Linked DNA regions of Homo sapiens: region 2 is linked to region 1. A link is a loop called in an ENCODE intact Hi-C map of the cell type or tissue named here. Cell type or tissue: CD4-positive, alpha-beta T cell. All regions are shown on one strand. Links, peaks and the distances in the headings refer to the core of each region. The heading gives the core; the rest is flanking DNA.

Region 1 (2,917 bases), core at 251-2,750:
TAACATGGACAAATCATCACAGTTGCTTCCTCTGAGCAGTCCCCCAGATTACAGTTGATGTGAGGTTAAGTGGCTGATCCAAACTAGACCAAGTTGGGCTTCCCCTGAAAATTACTGGAATTGAAAAGAAGTCAGGCTAGGCACAGTGGCTCACACCTGTATTCCCAGCACATCCTTTGGGAGGATGAGGTGGGAGGATTGCTTGAGGCCAGGAGTTCAAGACCAGCCTGGACAATGTAGTAAAACCCTATCTCTCAAAAAAAAATTTTTTTAATTAGCTGAGCATGGTGGCACACATACCATTGGTCCCAGCTACCCAGGAGGCTGAGATAGGGGGATCACTCGAGCCCAGGAGTTTGAGGCTGCAGTGAGGTCTGATTGCTCCTCTGCATTCCAGCTGGGTGACAGAATGAGACCCTGTTTAAAAAAAAAAAATGAAAAGAAATCAGTCTCTCTTTAGGTCCCCAGGCTGTCAGATGAGTCTGGATGCCATCCATGGCCATCTTATGGGCCTCAGAAATAAGAAGCAGCAATAACACTAATGCCACCCAGGTCCCTGATCCTACTGTTCCTGAGATGCAACTCAGTGTCATCATCAGCATCATCATCAATCATCACTAACCCTTTTTCTCTAATATGGCCTGCATTAAGTTTCTGTCATTTGTAATCAAAAGGGCCCTACTAATAAAATACACTATTTTTTAAAAAACTTCAAAGAATAATTAGACTAAAAAGAAAAAAATGAGACTTTCCTATATGCACTTCTTATTGCCTAAAATGTCTCTTATTCTGGAAACTATCCAATAATGCCAACTTCTAAAAAAAAAGTGGTAATTGGGAAAAGGGTGGGAAATAATAAAGCAGATAAAACGGTAGATTTGGCATCCCCACAAGTATTGTGTGTCCGTCTGGGTCCTCCAAGAAGCGGATGCCAAGACAGGATTAGGTGTGCAAGAGATTTCTTGAGGAAAACACCTGTGAAGGAAGATGAGGAAGGAGCCAGGAGAACCATGAGACTGGGCACAGGTCCGCCTTGGGCATAGGAGAGAGGGAAGGAAGGTTGGATGGAAGTGTCTCAGACTGCTGTGCAGTTCTAAGAAAGTTCCTCAAGGATATCGGGAGTTCTTGAGCCAGTCACCCATCAGAAGAGTCCCATATCTGCAGCATCTCCCAAAATGGAGCCTGGCTACCATAGCATCTGTCATACGCAGTCATTGGCTGGGAGCAGCCTGTGAGAACCTTAGCCTCCAGAAAAATGTGGTGATCAACTCAGAGCATAGCAGCTAGAACCCTCTATCAATTACACTCCTCAAAATTAGAGATCTGAGGGGTGCCTTTTCATGGCCACCACGGGGTGCTGTTCTCTTCGCACGGCCCCATTCAGTACCTGTTTCTTCAACATCCTCCTGAAAGCCACCTACTCCTCTGTCCTGATTTATACCAACCGAAGTGCTCTATCCCTCTCTGAATTCCCAAGGTATTTTCTTGTCCCTCTCTTACACAGCTTCATGCTTTCTATCTTGCATTACTTTCTACTTCATATTGTGTGTGTATATATGCAGCACACTCAGATACAATGAAACCTTGAAGACTATTCTGGAATGGGTCTGAGGTGGGGGTGGAGGCTGCTCACCTCATCTTCTTACTCTGGGCACTGGAATCTTGATCTGAATCCTCAGAGTTTACCTCATTTAGATATCTGCTTTATTCCCTTTATTCTCAGACTCTTATTTGCTCACATTTTAACATTTCTAAAATTGGAGTGCAGCTTATAATTTATGTCAAAAGAAATTTGCCACCTGCTGGCAGGAGAGTGAGTTGAGAAGGAGTTGTTACTGTCTGCCTGTGGGAGAACTTAGCGAGGCATATTTACAATAAGTGAAGCAAATATTTATTGCTGAAGGCATGACTACACTTTCATGTCTTTCAGCGAAACATCAGACAAGCACTTCAGAGGACACAGGAAAAGGACTGCCAGTCTACACTATGGGCACTGTAATTATATACAATAAAAATTGACAGATATCTCAGGAGAAATAGCAGAATTTTTAAAGTTACAGGAGTTTGGTGTGATCGGCTCATTCATTGAAAAGTCACCCTCAGGTTCCAAACATCTTTCAGAAGCTTCTGGGTGACTTTGGGAAGAAGGTTTTACCCTATAGAAAAGAATAATTTAATTAAGGGAAGGACAAAACTATGAGTTTAACCAAACAGGAAATACAAATGAAACCCTGGTGTTCCACAATATGGCTAAAAATTAGACTGCCTAGCCTACATTTGCTAAGGAGGTCAACATCACCAGCCCACGATTGGAAAGTAGAGAATCTCCATGATGCTATGCACAACTGCCAATGGTTACAGATGATTCCCATGATGCTATGCACAACTGCCAATGGTTACAGATGATTCCCATGATGCTATGCACAACTGCCAATAGTTTCAGATGATTCCCATGATGCTATGCACAACTGCCAATGGTTACAGATGATTCCCATGATGCTATGCACAACTGCCAATGGTTACAGATGATTCAGAAGAATCCACAGACTACACCTGAAAGAGGTTTATTATCAAACACTGAATGAGATGCTGAAAAAGAATATATGGATAAATATTATTTTTAGTGTTCATATTTATTATAGTGGTTTTTACCCCCTTAAAACCTGTTATTAAATCAGTAGTGTACCTAAAATACATGGCATCTTGGAATTGAGGAACTAGAGTTAGTATAATAATCAGTGGCATAGTTCTTTAACTTTTGGCTTTAGGTTGATGCCAAAAGGAATTGTTAAGAATGATTAAATCCACACCCTGTAAAGAGAATTCCATACAGTTTACAATATTGAGTTGGCAAAGATCAGTATAGGTAACACAATTCACTCTCCCTCCCTTGCCTATGGAAGACATCACTGAACAT
Region 2 (2,917 bases), core at 111-2,610, 49 kb before region 1:
AACAAAACACTACACAAAAAAGTAGGTAGTCCGGCATTGCCCTGCTTTCCAAAGCTCTCACTGCTATGGGTTCATCCCTGCTAAAATTGCTTCCTTTCTGCAAACCTCCCGATAATCTTCCTAAAGGAAAAAGCCTTAAACAAATGATCCCTCTGCATAGAATGTTAATTGTCAGGTGACAGGAGTGTCAGTGGGTTCAGCTTCAGAGAAATGCTGAAATCAGGGACACACATGTCCTTTCTAGTGCTATTCAGTTCTCCTTATGTTCCTACACACATCCTTCACCCCGGGGAATCCACAGGTCTGTGCCTCAAGAGCCCCAGAATCACTCACCCCAGCCTGGCTGCAGATTCCACCCCCACAGCCATGGGTATGCCCTGCCTGCACTTCTGCTCTTTCCTCAAAGCCATGTGATGAGACAGAAACCTGAAACATTCCTTGGGTGCTCTTGGTATTTGAATCATTGTTTAAATGGGTTTGACACAGCAAAGTTTAGAAACTTTGTGAAGAGAGAAATAGGTGGCTGGGCAGGGATGGTTCACATCTGTAATCCCGACACTTTAGGAGGCCGAGGTGGAAGGATCACTTGAGGTCAGGAATTCGAGACCAGCCTGTCCAACATGGCAAAACCCCATCTCTACTAAAAATACAAAAATTAGCCAGGCGTGGTGGTGCGTGCCTGGGGTCCCATCTACTTGGGAGGCTGAGGCACAAGAATCACTTGAACTGGGAGCAGGACGTTGCAGTGAGTTGAGACCTCACTGCTGCACTCCAGCCTGGGTGACAGGGTGAGACTCCATCTCAAAAAAAAAAAAAAAAAGAAAAAGAAACAAAAAATAAATAAAGAGAGAAATAGGGAAAAGTGAGAGAAAAGATGGGAACTGTCAAAAAACAGTGATCCTGCGGTATGTCGCAGGAGACTCACAGTAAGCAAATGCTGGCCGCCTGGAGGGCAGGCATGGTGCCAGTTGCATTTGGGTGGCCCCATCAGAGACCCTGACGGCTGTTCGTATTGCTGCCACCCTTCTATCTGGACATTTCTTGTAAGATCTTTCAACACTGCTCTAGATTTGTGTAATTCTAATCTCTGTGGCTATACAGAGAAAAATGAGGTCCAACCAAAATAGGAGCAGGGCTCTCTGGAGAATCTCTTGGATTCTAAGGGAGGTATAGCTCAGGGGTGACCTACTAGAAAGTTTGTCTAAGATCTTTACTGCCCACTGGTGTTGCCAGGGAAACTGGCATGGTGGAAGTCGGCCCATGCTGAGCCTTATTAATAAGTAGCTGAGATTTGCTGTCACACAAAGGCTGAGAGACCACCATGACATGGCAATAGACACAGGGTGAGGGCAAAGCAGGGACATGAAAGAACCACAGTTATATGGACACAGTAAGGAGACAGTTAAGGACACTGGGGTAAGTGTAGAGGGCTGGTTCTTGTTGAGATACAGAAAGAAAAATATCTTCCCTTAAAAAAATCAACACCATATTCTTGCCATAGAGATAAGAAAAGTGGTGATGAACCAGCCCAAAGTAATCTCCAAGGGACCAAGCCTTTTTGGAGATATGACAATCTACAAAGTCGTTGATTTCCCAACATTCTCCCTTCTGTGCCTTACAGTGCAGAGTGATACTGATTTATTAAGCCAAAGTGAACTGAGGTTAATTTAATTTTGAGGATTTCTCAACATGCCTTCAGAGAGTTGGAGACACTCTAGGTTGTTGTGAAACTGAGGCTGGAAGTCCCTGTCATCCCACATATCTAGGTTTAGTGGGACCAACTGATTGGCTCAGGGGGAGAAATAAAGGAAGTACTAAGAAACCTCCTTTTTCAGGTGAAGGTAAATAACAAGAAAAAGGATAAGCATGTTTATTTAATAAATGATTTCATGATCTCTGAAATCCACCCTTCCAGCATGCATCTGTGGGGCTAATCCTGCCTGCTCAGGCCCAGGAGGGGTGAGCCTGCTTGAGCCTCGGGCAGCTGCAGAATCAGACAGCTGAAGAAAGGCCCGGGTACCAGCCTTTAGAGGTAGGTCAAGTGAGTTAGCCACTTTTCCTAAACAAAGAGTGCACACATGCACAAGTACTTGATTAAAAACCATTTTTTTCTTTTTTCTTTTCTTTCTTTTTTTTTTTTTTTGAGACAGAGTCTCACTCTATTGCCCAGGCTGAAGTGCAGTGGCATAATTTCAGCTCACTGCAACCTCTGTCTCCCTGGTTCAAGCGATTCTCATGCCTCAGCCTCCCAGATGGCTGGGATTACAGGTGTACACCACCACGCCCGGCTAATTTTTTCATTTTTAGTAGAGACAGGCTTTCACTATGTAGACCAGGCTGGACTCGAACTCCTGACCTCAGGGGATCTGCCCACCTTAGCCTCCCAAAGTGCTGGGATTTAGGCATAAGCCACTGTGCCTGGCCCTGATTGAAGACAAATTTCTATAAACATTTCCTTCTGAGCAAATTTCAAGGCAATTAGAAAGGCTCCTGTCCTTTCTAAGCCTATATTTTCAGCTTTTCCTTTATTTCTGTGATCTACCCGCATATCTTCATGATAAATGTATTTTTGCTTAAATTAATTAGAATTGGCTTCTGCTGCTTGCAATCGAAGTATTCTAACTGCTACACACACCTTCAGAAAAAGTCCAGGTTGTTAAAATGGAAAACCAAAATAGAAAAATAGGAATTTATTTTTCCTAGCTTTCTCCTGTCGAGAAGGAGAGAGATGAATAGAGACAATTGCACTCACTGGTTTGCTTTGTGAGGTCATAATTTTTCATTATTTGCCAGAAGAAATAAGATACACATTGAGATGGAGAAGTCGTCTAATGTGAACACTGCAGAGTTTACAGCTCAGTGTCCTGTTAGAATGTCTGAAATTCTCTCGCTCTGAAATATGTCCTTTCCATGTCCC

What was found. Peaks named below come from ENCODE experiments on the same cell type or tissue, not always from the same donor. Only the 100,000 strongest peaks of a DNase experiment are listed, where the experiment ranks them.
Region 2: a loop joins it to region 1, with 2.5 times the contacts of the local background. A loop is called at or near these places in 2 of 110 quality-filtered maps.

What each region holds. Positions count from the first base shown.
Region 1 is chr2:202,055,012-202,057,928 of GRCh38, forward strand. It overlaps LOC124906114 (a long non-coding RNA gene), which reads right to left and starts at 334. Exons shown (of 2, transcript XR_007088053.1): 1 at 301-334. In CD4-positive, alpha-beta T cell, for the core only: CTCF peaks have their summits at 1,757 (motif pointing left) and 1,976; no DNase peak of the experiment used is centred there; H3K27me3 peaks cover 888 bases.
Region 2 is chr2:202,006,178-202,009,094 of GRCh38, forward strand. No RefSeq gene overlaps it. Among named protein-coding and RNA genes, the nearest start is that of FZD7, 26 kb to the right of the region's middle. In CD4-positive, alpha-beta T cell, for the core only: no CTCF peak of the experiment used is centred there; no DNase peak of the experiment used is centred there.